2 separate regions of the Mus musculus genome follow, and region 2 is linked to region 1. A link is a contact called in ENCODE POLR2A ChIA-PET data. All regions are on one chromosome and are shown on one strand. Each heading gives the region's core, a stretch centred on a gene start or an enhancer-like site at or near the end of the contact. The rest is flanking DNA. Distances are from core to core; before and after follow the strand shown.

Evidence for each region. ChIA-PET counts read pairs that join two places held with the same protein, here RNA polymerase II (POLR2A).
Region 2: POLR2A ChIA-PET joins it to region 1 with 10 read pairs in embryonic stem cell. The contact joins the enhancer-like site here to the promoter of Gstt3 in region 1. POLR2A ChIA-PET finds 5 or more read pairs at or near these places in 4 of 5 experiments (Patski and embryonic stem cell).

The regions. Positions count from the first base shown.
Region 1 is chr10:75,778,382-75,785,445 of GRCm38, reverse strand. Gstt3 (glutathione S-transferase, theta 3) reads left to right here and starts at 4,032. Exons shown (of 5, transcript NM_133994.3): 1 at 4,032-4,599. The coding sequence starts at 4,488. Gstt1 (glutathione S-transferase, theta 1) reads left to right here. Exons shown (of 5, transcript NM_008185.3): 5 at 1,213-1,633. The coding sequence ends at 1,407.
Region 2 is chr10:75,931,857-75,938,920 of GRCm38, reverse strand. Chchd10 (coiled-coil-helix-coiled-coil-helix domain containing 10) reads right to left here and starts at 5,791. Exons shown (of 5, transcript NM_175329.4): 1 at 5,423-5,791; 2 at 2,917-3,506; 3 at 2,476-2,683; 4 at 1,467-1,614; 5 at 1,171-1,346. The coding sequence starts at 2,957. The coding sequence ends at 1,327. It overlaps Mmp11 (matrix metallopeptidase 11), which reads left to right and starts at 6,419. Exons shown (of 8, transcript NM_008606.3): 1 at 6,419-6,587. The coding sequence starts at 6,468. It overlaps Gm867 (predicted gene 867), which reads left to right. Exons shown (of 7, transcript NM_001277132.1): 7 at 565-1,198. Within about 2 kb of position 2,607, at least 3 of the 3 ENCODE cell types and tissues checked have a DNase peak (open chromatin) inside an H3K27ac peak, as active enhancers do.

The sequences.
Region 1 (7,064 bases), core at 2,783-5,282:
AGCAAGGCACAGTTACAATCAGATTGAAACTTAACCAAAATCCTACAGCATACAACATTCCATGTCTGACATCTGTGACTCACTGGAGACCTACTGGGCTCTAAAGGGCTTGGGCTGTATATACATACCATATAGCTTGTCTTGTTGGCTTGATCAGGAATCATGCCATATCTGTCACTGTCCTTGACAGTCACCCCATAGTCCTGCCATCTTTAACATGCCGTTAGCACTAAAATTGCACTCTCACCAATGTCCTTTTCTGGTTCTATAGAGTGCCAAGCCTCAGTTGTTCTTAATGACCCCTTCATGCCTTCAGAACTAGTACCATGTGGGAGACTCCTACACATTATTTGTCAAGTTCTGTTGCCAGCTTTGTGGACAGCCTTGGCCCACCCTACTACTGGGCCACAGCTTCTATGTATTGACCCTGAGGAAAATACTTCCCAGAAGACATTCCCTCAATGACACTGGTCTGATAAACTACAGCTGCATTTTCAGTCCTAACTAACCAGTAGCCATTGTCCCACGGAAGCTCAGAATGTTTTACTTCTGCAGATTATTAATATGCCACACGAGTGGCCCTCACAGAATCTTCGAGGGACTCTCAAACTTCCCTTTGAAACTTTACAAACCAGGTCTCCACCATCTGCGTGTCTTGCACAATGGCATCTTTCAAGCTATCATAGAACAGCTTATTGATCTCTTGACTACTCAATGATTTTTATAGACCCAAAGTTCCAAATGCTTTTCCAACCCTTCCCTCCTAAAACAATGTGGTCAGGTCAGTTACAGCAACCCTATACCTCTGGCACCAATCTGTTATTCTAGTTTCCTTTCCTGTTGTTGTGATAAATATCATGATAAAAACAACTTGGTGGAGGAAATGAGTTAACTTCAGTGTATAGGTTACCATCCATTATCAAGGGAAACCAGGGCAGGAGCTCCAGGCAAGAACTTAGAGGCAGGAGCTGAAGCAGAACTATCAGTGGGAAAACTCTGCATACTGGCTTGCTCTGGCCTCACATTCAGCTCTCTTATATAGTCTAAGTCCATCTTTCCAGAATTAACATCACCACAGTGGACTAAGCCCCCATATAGACATTCCTACAAGCCAATCCGATGGAGGCAATCCCTCAGTTGAGTTCTCTCTTTCTATGTGTGTCAAGTTAAGAAGCAAAATTAGCCGTAAATTCTGTTCCCTTCTTGATATAGCCTGTAGGTGGTGGCTGCCCAGTCTTTGAAGGGCATCCCAGGCTGGCTGCATGGTACCAGCGAGTGGAGGCAGCTGTGGGGAAGGACCTCTTCCGGGAAGCCCATGAAGTCATCCTGAAGGTGAAGGACTGTCCCCCTGCTGACCTCATCATAAAGCAGAAGCTGATGCCCAGAGTGCTGGCAATGATCCAGTGACGTCAGACGCTTCATCCCTGCACCAGCTGCGGCAGTTCACAACTCACAGTTCACAATTCACAACTTGCATTACACTGGGGATGCACCTCACTCCTCACACCATGATGGCTCTCAGGCTCAGCTCCATCTTCACCCTTTTTCTGTGATAGCCACACATGACCTCAACTATAATCACTACTTTCCCCTTGAGTCTGGGTAATAAACTGGGGCTTGATTTGGGCTTTAATTTCTCCGTGTTGTTTCTTTAACCCTCTTCCTCTAATCCCGTTCAGTTGTCTTCCCGAAAGACAGCTCCGGTTCCCAGGCTTTGGGGATCGTTGACCCTCTCATGGTTGCCGCCAGCCATGAAGTCATAGCTAGGCATGGTAGCTCTTGTATGGGATCCAGCACTCAGCAGGGATGAAACAAGGGAGGAGAAGGAGATCACTGAGAACTCAGAGCCAGCCTGGGCTACATATTGAGATCCATGCTAGCCTGGGATACAGTGTGAGATTGTATCTCAATGAAACAGAACGACAAAGACAGACAGCAAGCCAAATCACAGCCGCCTTCCAAACTTCTGGACCTGGGAGAATGAAATCGCAGATGCCTCAGCTGCAGGCATGGGAATGCATTATTTGGCCGGACCAGCCTCTTGAACATTGTCCCTTCATAGGATCATCAAACCTTCCTGACCTACAGAATTGGTCAAGAGGAGGAAATACCTGGTCAGAGGTCATGCTCAAAACTCTTGGGTACAAACTGTGACTAGGAATGAAGGGCTTGCCAGGCAGTGGTGGCGCATGTCTTTAGTCCCAGCACTTGGGAGGCAGAGGCAAGCAGATTTCTGAGTTCAAGGCCAGTCTGGTCTACAGAGAAACCCTGTCTCAGGGAGTTACAAAAAAAAAAAAAAAAAAAAAAAAAAAAAAAAGGAATGAAGGGCTCAGTTGTGTTCTGGGATAGTATTCTAGTTGGGGGTGAGGGAGTGGACTGGAAGGCAGCCAGGAAGGAAGCTGAAAGATTGGATGTTGCTGTAGTTGGGAGTGGGGACGGGGAGAGGTAAACAAAGGTGACTTGTGGAGACCCGTTACACACCAAAGGGAAGAGGTGGGGAAATGAAGGGGCCTCTCCCTTCCAGTTTAGAGAGGTCAGCTTCCACTATGGCAAACAGACACTAAACGAGGGGGATAGGTATTCCTTAGAGAGAACGTCTGGTCGGGAGGTAGGAAGTGGGGGGAACACTCTAGAATGAACTGGGGACCTGGGAGGTGAGAGACTCTCAGGACTCAAAAGGGAGAGACTTTGGATGAAGGGCTCTACAGTGGGGAGGGAAGCTTGTAGTCAGGACAGGACATTAAGTGGAGGGATGGGATTCCCATCCCAGTCAAAAGTTCTGACTCAGAATTCTTGCAGTCTGAAGGAACTGCAGGGACAAAAATGGAGAAGAGCCTGAGAGAAAGGGTGTCCAGTGACAGGCCCAACTTGGGATCCAGCTCAAGGAGAGGCCCCAGGGCCTGACATTATTACTGATGCTATGGTGTGCTTACAGACAGGAGCCTAGCATGACTGCCCTCTGAGAGGCCCGACAAGCAGCTGAAAGTCAGATGCAGACACAAGCACCCAACCAATGGACAGAAGCTTCGGCCCCCCTGTGAATTGGGGAAAAGCTGGAAGAAGCTAAGGAGGAGGGGCAGCCCCATGGGAAGACTGGCAGTCTCAACTGACCTGGACCTCTGAGATCTCTCAGACACTGAGCCACCAACCAGGCAGCATACACTAGCTGGTTCGAGGCCCCTGACACATATACAACAGAGGAATGCCTGGTCTGGCCTCAGTGAGAGACTTGAGGCCCCAGGGAGTGAGGAGGTCTGGTGAGGTGGGGGTGGGGTGGGGACATCCTCTTGGAGAGGAGGGGTAGAGGAGACAGGAGATGGGGGTGGTGGTAGTGACCTGGAGGGGGATGAAGACTGAACTGTAAAAAGGAATTAAAGAATTAAAAAAAAAATGTCTGGAACCAGGAAGACAAAGCCATTCTCAAGTTTCCCAATAATCTGTGGTGCCAAGACACTTTTTTTTTTAAAGAATTATTTGTTTATGTCTATGAATACATTGTCACTCTCTTCAGACACACTGGCAGAGGATGTCAGATCCCATTACAGATGGTTCAGGACCTCTGGAGGAGCAGTCAATGCTCTTAACTGCTGAGCCATCTCTCCAGCCCTTGTAGTAGTAGTAGTTGTTGTTGTTGTAGTTGTTGTTGTTGTTGGTGGTGGTGGTGGTTAGTTGGTTTTCCCCCATCATTTGGAGATTTGGGGAAATGATGATGTCATATAGGACTTAGGTGCCCCTGGCTGCCACTGAAGATTCCTTTTCTTTTTTTTCTTTTTCTTTTTCTTTTTTTTTTTTTTTTTTTGCATTAGGCGGAGAAGTTTTATCCAATCCTAGGCATGTCTTCAATCCTCCCTCCTGCTAGAGGGATTAGCTGGGGTGAAATAAATAAGAATAAGGAGGCCTGATCATTTCCCTCACGGGGTGTGGACCTAGCATTTACATACTTGGCCACTCATTACAACCAACCTGAGTCCTGGGCCCAAGGAACTGGATGGGATTGGTAGTCTCACTTCCTTCTTCCTTTCTGTGTCAAGGATCTCCGAAGCCACTCCTCCCTCAACCTTTTTTGTGAGTGGAGGGAAAGAAAGTGAATTTGAGGGCAGTTAGCACGGCTAATCTGCCCCTAAATTCACCAATAGAGACGCCGGTTGTGTCAGTTTTTCCTTTACTGGGTTCCGTTCCTCATTTGGCTGAAGCACGGAGGTACAGGGGCCAGTTTGGCTCCAAACCAAGACTCGGGCTCATAGTTCAGGTTCATCTGTTTCGGGGGTTAACTTGCAGTCCGGCACTGATTGGCCCAAAGTTCTTGTGGTCATCCAATGGGAAGGAAGATTGGGATCGAGCTCCGATCGAGGCTAAGAGGCACTTGAGGAGCTGGGACCCAGCCGTTCCTGCTCGCCGTTGCGGCTGCTCCGGCTTCTGTCCCCAGAGGCAGTTCACCCGAGGCTAGTTCCCGAGGTCTGCCAGCGGCTACTCCCACAGCCTCCGCCATGGGTCTGGAGCTCTACCTGGACCTGATGTCCCAACCCTGCCGTGCTGTCTACATCTTCGCCAAGAAGAACGGCATCCCCTTCCAGCTGCGTACCATAGAGCTGCTTAAAGGTGGGCTCAGTTGGCAGGCTGGGAAGTGTGCAGCCTTCTGTACGGAGCACCTCCCACCTCTGCAGCGGGTGGGTGACTGGCCAGGCCAGGTGTGCAAAAGCCGCTCCCGTGAGAAAGCAGTTGTATCAGTTATCAGCTGTGAATTTTTAAAGGACCTTTTCCTAGTGAATAACATCAGTCCCAATACCGGATGCAAAGGCGCCCTGGAAGCTACGGCGAGAGGAGGGGAGCTGGGCTTGAAAATCTCACCTTTGGAGATTTAAGAATGGTGATCCTTCTTAAAGACTTTGGAGAGAAAAAAAAAAGTTGAACTAACTCCTTTCCTAAATGAGGGAACCTCGTCTTGCATTTCTGCATGCTGGGCTAGAAAAGGGTTGTTTTGCTTGGGTGGGTGATCTTTCACTCAAGACTCTTGTGTGTTTCCTGTCCACCAGAGCAAGTCCCCTCCAGTGTCCAGGCTTGCGTGCCATTAGTTGTGTGTGTGTGTGTGTGTGTGTGTGTGTGTGTGTGTGTGTGTGTATTTTACTGGGGACCGAACCAGGATATCTATTATATATGCCACCACCGAGCCATGCTCCCAAAGCTCTTTCTACTTGTCATTTTGAGAAAGAGTCGCAGTAAGAACAACAGCATCCTCTTACAACTTCATACCATGCAGGTGCTTAAAGGTGGGCTTTGCTGGCTGGCCCGGAAGTCTGCAGCCTGCTGAACTTATGCAGCCGTTGGCAGTCAGGCGAGGGGTGCAAGTGAGTCCCGGTGTTGCGCTCTCAGTTAGCCCAGTGAAACATTGAACTGGTTGAGTTTCCCAAGAAGCTGAATTACAGGCTTGCCAGACCCGCTTCACCCCCCCTCTCCTCCCCTCCTCCCCCAGATCACACACAAACACACCTGCTTCTAGATGTTAACTCTATAAAAGTTGCCAATCAGCTTGAGGGTTGAGTGAAAGGACAGTGGGAGGGGCCACTCTGCCTTGAGTTGGAAAATCACTGCTCTGATTAGCCTTGGGGGGGACGGGGGGAGTGGGGCAGAAACCCAGCTACTGAAGCAGGTTTCAGTAGAGGCAGAGTTACAACTGGACCGGAGCTTGGAGAGTCGGTGGGGGAGGGGCAAGCAGAGACTCCAGAACTTCTTATTTAGCTGAGTCCTATTTAGCTCCAGTACCTCTTCAGTACATCCAGATTGAGTCGCAAGACGGGGGCTGCACATGGACAGTTTGTGAAAGGAGAATGGGCAAAAGCAATGGAGTCCATTCAGTGGAAGGAAAGACAGATCCGCAGATGGATCTAGAAGAACCTGAGTTCCCCAAATGCCCTCTGACTCCATTCACATGGACCAGGCAACCTACCTTGTACCGTCAGATCTGGTTTAGGCATGGGGTTTGGTTCTGTCTGGGAATCTCAAGTAAAGAGGGAGCTCTGAGGGCTTGGCACAGAAAAGAAAGAAGTATAGAGCTGCTGGATTCCTAGTGGCAGATTGGGAAACTTGTTCTGGCAAGAGCTATGTTGAGCTAAGAACCGAGAAAAAGGATGTTGGAGCTCTGATGTGTACACAGGTTACCCGGTCTGGATAGAAGAACCCACCTGTAATGGGACTTTTGACTACTTTTTGGCTTCTTTTTTTCTCTTTTTTAAAATTTATTTATTTATTTTATGTACATGAATACACTGTCACTGTCTTTGGACATATCAGAAGAAGTCATCAGATTTCATTACAAATGGTTGTGAGCCAACATGTGGCTGCTGGGAATTGAACTCAGGATCTCTGGAAGAGCAGTCAGTGTTCTTAACTGCTGAGCCATCTCTCCAACTCTGGGGTTCCTTTTTTCTTTTGCCATTCTCCACCCCTCTTCTTCCACCCTTTCAACCCCCTAACACTAGATAGAAGGGAAAAAAGGATGGAAGGGAAAGAGAAGAACATTGTATCATTAGATTACTTCCTGCTGACTAGGGGTATGGAGTTCCTCTGGACAAGTTTGATCTTCACTGTTAGGATATCAAATTTCTTCTTTTCAGCTCTTCACACATGACTACTGGACAAAGCACAGCCAACAGCACCCAACCAATAGCTGGCCAACCAGCCCTTTCCATCAGGGCTCAAGCATTTGTATATCTTCCGAAAATTCCCCAGAGTTCCAAAATGTCATACAATTGCAACAATTCTCTGCAGCTGGCAAAACCACACCTTTGCTAGAGCACCAGTTAAATCATAGTCACCTGCTGGGAAGCAGCCCTATATTCCCATACCTGGGATTAAAACAAAGACATAGTCCCATAATATTTCTGTGCTTTTTTTTTTTTTTTTTTTTTTTTTTTTAAGAAAGACACCAAAATTCTTACCACACCCACCCAGTTCTTGCCTGGGATAGAAAGAATGATCAGGGCCCAGGAATAAGACTGGGTGTTTGCATTAGGATGTGTATGGGCCATAGCTGCACAGAATCAAGTACAGAATCTTTCCCAGACCCA
Region 2 (7,064 bases), core at 1,358-3,857, 150 kb before region 1:
AGATAGATAGATAGATAGATAAATAAAGATTTTGCCAGGCGGTGGTGGTACATGCCTTTAATCCCAGCACTTGGGAGACAGAGGCAGACGAATTTCTGAGTTCGAGGCCAGCCTGGTCTACAAAGTGAGTTCCAGGACAGCAGGGCTACACAGAGAAACCCTGTCTCGAAAAACCAAAAAAAAAAAAAGAAAGAAAGAAAGAAAGAAAGAAAGAAAGAAAGAAAGAAAGAAAGAAAGAAAGAAAGAAAGAGAAAAAGAAAAAGGTAGGGGAACCCAGGAAAATCCAAAAGGGATCTTTACTGACTTTCACACAGAGACACACCCAGGACTGTAACCAGAGATAAAACCCCACAGTATTGCTGGACTATCAGCATCCTAAAGGCACACATACTCTGCGTTTAGGAAGCTGGCCCACGTTTCTCCAGCCTAGCACACAGTAGGTGTTCAATGCATGTTGTTGACTGAACTCAGTGAACGTAGCGACTGTACGATGAAGCAATCTGAGCTGTGTCTTTTTTTTTTTTTTTTCTGAGCTGTGGTCTTAAGGGCCTGCTTCCATTCCAGCAGGTTCTATGAGCCGGTACACCACAGCCAAGCTGGACTTGAATCCAAGGGGACTGGCCCTGACCTCTGCTTTATGATCAACTGCAAACAGACAGCAATCCAGCAGGACTCCTCTTCCAGGATCTGGCGGTTACTAAGAAGTTACATCAGCAAGAAGGGAAAGGTCACAGACAGGATGTGAGAGTTGCCCCCCCCCCACTCCCCGAGCGCTTGAGATCCCCACCCCACCCCATTTGAGTGCAGAAAAAAGAACTCAAGGACAAAATAAGAAGAGAAAAGACACAGATGTTCCTGTGGGCAGAGACAATAGGCTCCTCTTGAGGTTTTAGGTCCCAGGGGACCACTTGCAAATACCTCTCCAGTCTCCCTGCTTAGGAGTGTCCTTGACTATCCACAATGCAGACAGATAGGAGTTCCTCCCATCCCAGAGGTTCAAGGACAGCTCAGGGTTCTATAACAAGATCCCCAACTCCCACATCCTCTCTCCCACCTCCGCAAAGATGAGGCATAGCACATTAACAAGATAGCTGTTCCCCTATCTCCCCTGATCCTGCCCCCCCCCCCCCCCCCCCGCCAGCCAACAGGGCAGTAAATGGGCACACAGCAGGCTGTGGTCTAAAGTAAACTTTTTAATTGAATAATTATGTCTCCTGTTAGTCTGCGGGGTGAGAACGATCCTTCCTTACTCCCAGTCACATGGAACCTCTCCTTTCCATCAAGCTGTCGGTGAGGGGTTAGGCGATGAGCAGGCCCACAGCCTCTTCAGGGCAGGGAGCTCAGACCTGTGGAGGGAACCACAGCACAAAGCGCTGATCAGCCGATCAGCTCGCCAGCCTGCCAGCCCGCGCAGGTACCGAAGGGTCCACCCCTCCACCCCCACATGCACCAAAATGACTGCTCACCGTGATTGTATTTGCACTGTTTGAGGGCCTCGCTGAAGCCCTCACACAGGGTTAGGTCGCTCTGAGTGGTGGAGCAGTCCAGGAACTGCTTGATCTCATAGGAGCAGGGCCCCATCTGCAGGGGGTGAGAGGCAGGCCGGGCAGGGGCCTGGGGAAGAGCACAAGAGGCAACTGTCAGCTCAAAAGTGGTACCCACAAGTAAGTGCCAAAGCTGGAGGCTTCCTGTCTCTCCCGACTCCCTAGCCCTAGCTAGGGATGTTTCAAGTATAGTTTAAGGCAGGTTGAGTGACCCAGGGCTAGACTACCCCAAGTTACAACACTTTCCTGGCTCGTGCCACACGGATTCTCCTGACCTAGGACTCAAACACTGCTAACTAGCATTTGGATTGGGCTCAAGATTGGTGGGGAGTGGCAGCACCCTTGTGGGGCACAGGTCACCAGGGAACAGATACTATGAAGACAGGCTGGGCTTTGGTGAGAATGAGGGCTTTGGGAAATACTGCATCTCTTCCCCGCTCCGCTAGGGTTAGGCGTCCTTGGACAAGTCTTTGTACCCATCTTGAGAGGTCTCCCTCTTAAAAGATCTAGTGGGGGCTGGCGAGATGGCTCAGTGGTTAAGAGCACCGACTGCTCTGAAGGTCCTGAGTTCAAATCCCAGCAACCACATGGTGTCTCACAACCGTCTGTAATGAGATCTGATGCCCTCTTCTAGGGTGTCTGAAGACAGCTACAGTTAAATTACATATAATAAATAAATAAATATATCTTTAAAAAAATAGATCTAGTGCATGTCAGTCTCCGACAGTCAGATATTTTGCCTTCAAATGAGGGCTGGGCGAGCTTTCCAGCGAGTGACAGTAGATTTAACGACCATGAGGGTTAGGACCCTCAAAATCCTGGGTCTGAGGCAACTCTGAATACATTGGGCCACTCCTCATTGGACTCTTAAGCAGCTCCTTATGCAACCATGTGTGAATCCTGCCTCCGTTTCTTGAGTCCTCCCGCTCACCTGCTGGACGGCAGGCTGGGCAGGCTCTGAATTTCCCCCACTGAAGGCACTGGTCAGGGCGCTACCCATGACATGCCCTACAGCTGAGCCCACGGCTACGCCTGCGGCGGTGGATGCCATCTGAGCCATAAGACCCGGCTGGCCGGGAGCGGCAGGTGCCGGGGCGGCCGCTGAGGGTGGTGGGTGCGCAGGAGGCGGGGCTGGGCGGCTGCAGGAAGCAAGAGGAGAGAAACAAGGTTAATGCTCCGGGAATAAACCCCTCTACTCCAGGGTCCAGTGGGACCCTCGTTTAGACTCACGCTTCTGCGTCCCCGTCCTCCCACCCCACCCCCCAGCCAACATGGCGCAGCAGACTCCAAGGTCATTCTGCGGACGCCCTTGGGAGAGCACCCACGTTTCCCTCACCCGACCCCACGGGGTCCCTGTCGCTCTCTCTCTCACCTGACCGGCCTGGCAGCCGCACTGCGGCTTCCCCGAGGCATGACTGCGGTGGGATCAAGTTGGAGCTGAGTAAGAAGCGTGGACCGTAGCAGCCGCTCGCTCAGTGCCGGGCAACTAACACGGCAGCGTCCTTAGAGTCAGGTGAAATGGGCGGGATCTGGGGCGGGGCCTCTGATCCACGCCCTCCAAATGGGAGGGGCCAAAGCTCGCCCTTCCATTAACCTCCTGGATTTAGGGCTCCGGAGCTATCCCAGTGCAGGGCGGAGCTACGCGAGTCCTGGGGACACCGGTCAGCTTTGGAAAGCCCAAGGCTTAGTTAGGCACGGGGCAGCGAGGGCAGGTCTTTCTGTCAGAACTCAAGCAATGCAATAGGGGTTTGCCACGAGCCCAGGAGGAAAGAAAGAGACACATAGACCGCCAGCGGAGAAGCGAATGGAGACTGCAGGCCAGGTTGTGTTCTCTGAGACCCATCACAAGACAGAGTTTGAAAATAACCATCCCAGGATCACCAAAGGCCCTTCCCTGTCCTCTGGAACTCGGTTTTCACAGACTTTTCCTCAGAGACCTTGGCTGGGATCATGCCATAACCTCTGGAGAGAGAAAAAAAAAAAAAAGGTTAAAAGAGCACACACCTGTAACCCCAGAACTTGGGGGGGGGGCAGGTATAGGTAGGTGCATCTTGTGTGTTCGAGGCCAGCCTGGTCTACAGACTGAGTTCCAGGGCTACACAGAACTGTCTCCCACAAAACAAAACAAAATAAAACAAATAATAATAACCTTTGGCCAGAGTAGAAAGGGCACAGGGGGCCTTGAGTTCTTTCTCCTCTTCTTTCAGTGTTTATTTTACTGTGACAACAGAGATCACTTGGCACAAACAATTCAAATGCCTCAGCAACAGGGGTCAAAACTATTCAGGACCATGCATTGCCCATTCAGGTGTCCCAAACCTGGTTTCTTTAAGCAGCCTCTGTAGCAGGCCTCTTTCATTAAGACTTCAGCTTTCCTCCCAAGTGGAATCACCACCCATCTGCAGGATAGACTTTTTGGTGAGGTGAGTAGGTAAAAGACAAGCCACTCTTTCCTTTAAAAAAATGCCAGACTCAGGCTAGAGAGGTGGCTTAACTGTTAAGAGCACTGACTGGGGCTGGAGAGAGATGGTTCAGTGGTTATGAGAGCTGTCTGCTCTTCCAGAGGTCCTGAGTTCAATTCCCAGCAACTACATGGTGGCTCACAACTGTCTATAATGAGATCTGATGCCCTCTTCTAGTGTGTCTGAAGGCAGCGACAATGTACCCACATACACGAAATAAATAAATACATCTTTTAAAAAAGGGGGGGCAGGGGGCTGGCGAGATGGCTCAGTGGTTAAGAGTGCCGACTGCTCTTCTGAAGGTCCCGAGTTCAAATCCCAGCAACCACATGGTGGCTCACAACCATCCATAACGAAATCTGATGCCCTCTTCTTGAGTGTCTGAAGACAGCTACAGTGTACTTACATATAATAAATAAATAAATCTTTTAAAAAAATGTGCTGTTGTAGAAAATTAAAAAAAAAAAGGGGGGGGCAGGCTTGAGCAGACCCCACTGGCTTATCTATTTGGCCTCTGCTTACCTTGTATCCAGTAGGCAAGTGGTAACATTCTTCCAGCTTCAACCCCTTCTGTGGGCCTCCGTGGCTAGCCCACCTTCCAGATCCTCTACTAAGTGTGGTAATGTGGGGTAATGGGGCAGGTTGGGGGGTAAGGGGGTGGGAAGTGGAGGGTGGGGGGGGTGGGGGGTCTGGCTGATAAGCTGCAAGTTCCTCAGAAAATAGTCGTGCATCCCTGGCAACACTGAAGGCTGTTTAGGTTGCACAAATAAATGTTTTAGGGTTTGGGGGTTCTTTTGTTGAGACAGGATCTTCATATAGCCTGGCTCACTCTGTAGAGCAGGTTGGTCTCAAACCCACAGAAATCCACTTGCTTCTGTCTCCCAAATGTCAGGATTAAAGGCATGCATCCAATGAAGAGTTTATTTTTAAAATGCTATGCATGGTGGTGCATGCCTTTAATAGAGGCAGATCTCTGAGTTCAAGGCCAGCCTACTCTACAGAGTCCCAGGATTGCCAGGGCTACACAGAGAAACCCACTCTTGGGGGTGGAGGGTAGGACTATGAATGCCTCATCCATTTTATGATTCTTTGACCAACACTGCTGAGATGAGTCTGAACCAGACCTGGAAATTCTAGCTATGATGATACATGCTTGCAGTCCTATCAGTCAGAATAGGCAAAGACAGGAATCTTGAGTTGGAGGCCTGCCTGGGCTACATGTACACATACTAGACTCTGTCAAAAAAAAGAGAGAGAGAGAGAGAGAGAGAGAGAGAGAGAGAGAGAGAGAGAGACTCTGTCATAAAAAAAAGAAAAGAGGGGTGGGTGGGAAGGGAGGAAGGACGACGGGAAGGAATGGCAGCCTTTAAAAGGTGAGGCTTTTTAAAAGATTGCAGATGGCCAAGTAAAACTTACCACTCTCTGCCCCTACTTTGCAGCAGCTCAGGGCCCCACTGGCCCACCAGAATTCAGAAGAGAGCTGAAGGCCTGGTGGAAGAGGCCTGCAGTGCCTTGTAGAGCCATTGTCATCCAAGAGGGAACACTGCACAGTTGGACACTCGCTGCAGAGATTAGAGTAGTTGAACTGTTTTCAGCACGTAGACCTCCCTCTCAGATGTGATTCTGTCCCTGTCTCAGATGGCTGAGCCTGACTGGTCAGGAAAAGCCTGTTGGCTAGTGTGCCCCCCGGCCAGGGAACAACCTGAGATTCCAGTGTCCAACTCAAACATCCCTGACCCTTTCCTCCCAGCCAACTGACCCAGTTGCCTGCTAGTAGAGAAAAAATCTGGTCCCTCCCTCCAAGATCCTCGCTGACTGCCTCTGGTCTGAAATTGTTAAGTGTGCGCATTTGCATCAGCCATTTGCATCAGCGTGTGCCAAGTGTCAGTAGAGGTCAGAAGAAGGCATCAGTTCCTAGATGGCCACCCTGTGGGTGCTAGGAACGGGAGCCAGGTTTCTCTGCAGGAGCAACAAGTGCTCCTAACCACTGATCCATCTTTCCAGACCCGTCTCTGTTTTGTTTTAAGGTGTGGGGACTGGCCAACTTCCGCCATATGCCTCAGTTTCCCCTGAGGTCACATTTCAATAGTCCGCTCCTTGCAAGAGCTATTGTACCACTTTCCTGTTAGCTAGGGCTGTTTAGATTGGGGATCTGACCACCTGCCACAGGCTAAAACAAGTCAAGCCACCATGGAGAGACCTGGCGAAGGATGAGACTTCTGAAGTGGGGCTGGAGAGCAGAATTGAGCTCTCCCCGGCTCTCACTAGTTCTAAGGGACCCAGCCCCTCCGGGCACTCCTCCCTAACTCAGACCGCTGCTGCAGGCCGGTTGAGTTTAGAACAAAAGGCAGGGGGAGGCGGGGCGGTGGGGGGTGCGGTCCCGGCGCCGGCGGGGGCGGGGCGAATGCTATAAGGGGCGGCGGCCCGGCCTGGCCCAGCAGGCCCAGCAGCCCCGGGGCGGATGGCACGGGCCGCCTGTCTCCTCCGCGCGATTTCGCGCGTCCTCCTGCTCCCGCTGCCTCTGCTGCTCCTGTTGCTGCTGCTCCTGCCGTCGCCGCTGATGGCCCGGGCCAGGCCACCGGTGAGTGCCCGCCACTCCTCCCCGAGGGAGGGCTGGGCACGCGGGCTGGGCCCACTGGCTGAGCTTGACCCACCAAGCGAGCTCCCTGGCTACCCTAGTGCAGTCTGTCCCCGAAATGCCTTCTGGGTCTCTCTGAGCGTACTATAATGAGCTTCCCGTGGTTGGCAGTGTGCAAGTGGAGCTGGTGAGACGCGTCTCTGCGCTGAACTCAGTTTGGAGACCGGCTTCTCCAGCCCCCAGCTAGGGATGCTGGAGTGTGTGTTGATAGAGGTAGCAGAGGGAGTGGATGCCAAGGCCCCTTGTTCATCACTGGAATGAAGCAAAGCAAGTCTGGGGGGAGGGGGGAGCAAAAAGGGGCAGCCTCCGGGTGTGTGGTTCCAGTAAGCACCCCTGCAAGGTGTGTACCGTGGATGGAGAATAAAGGAAGAGCTAGGAAGGAGAAAATGGGGCCCAAGTTGAGAGAGGTGCCCCAGCTTG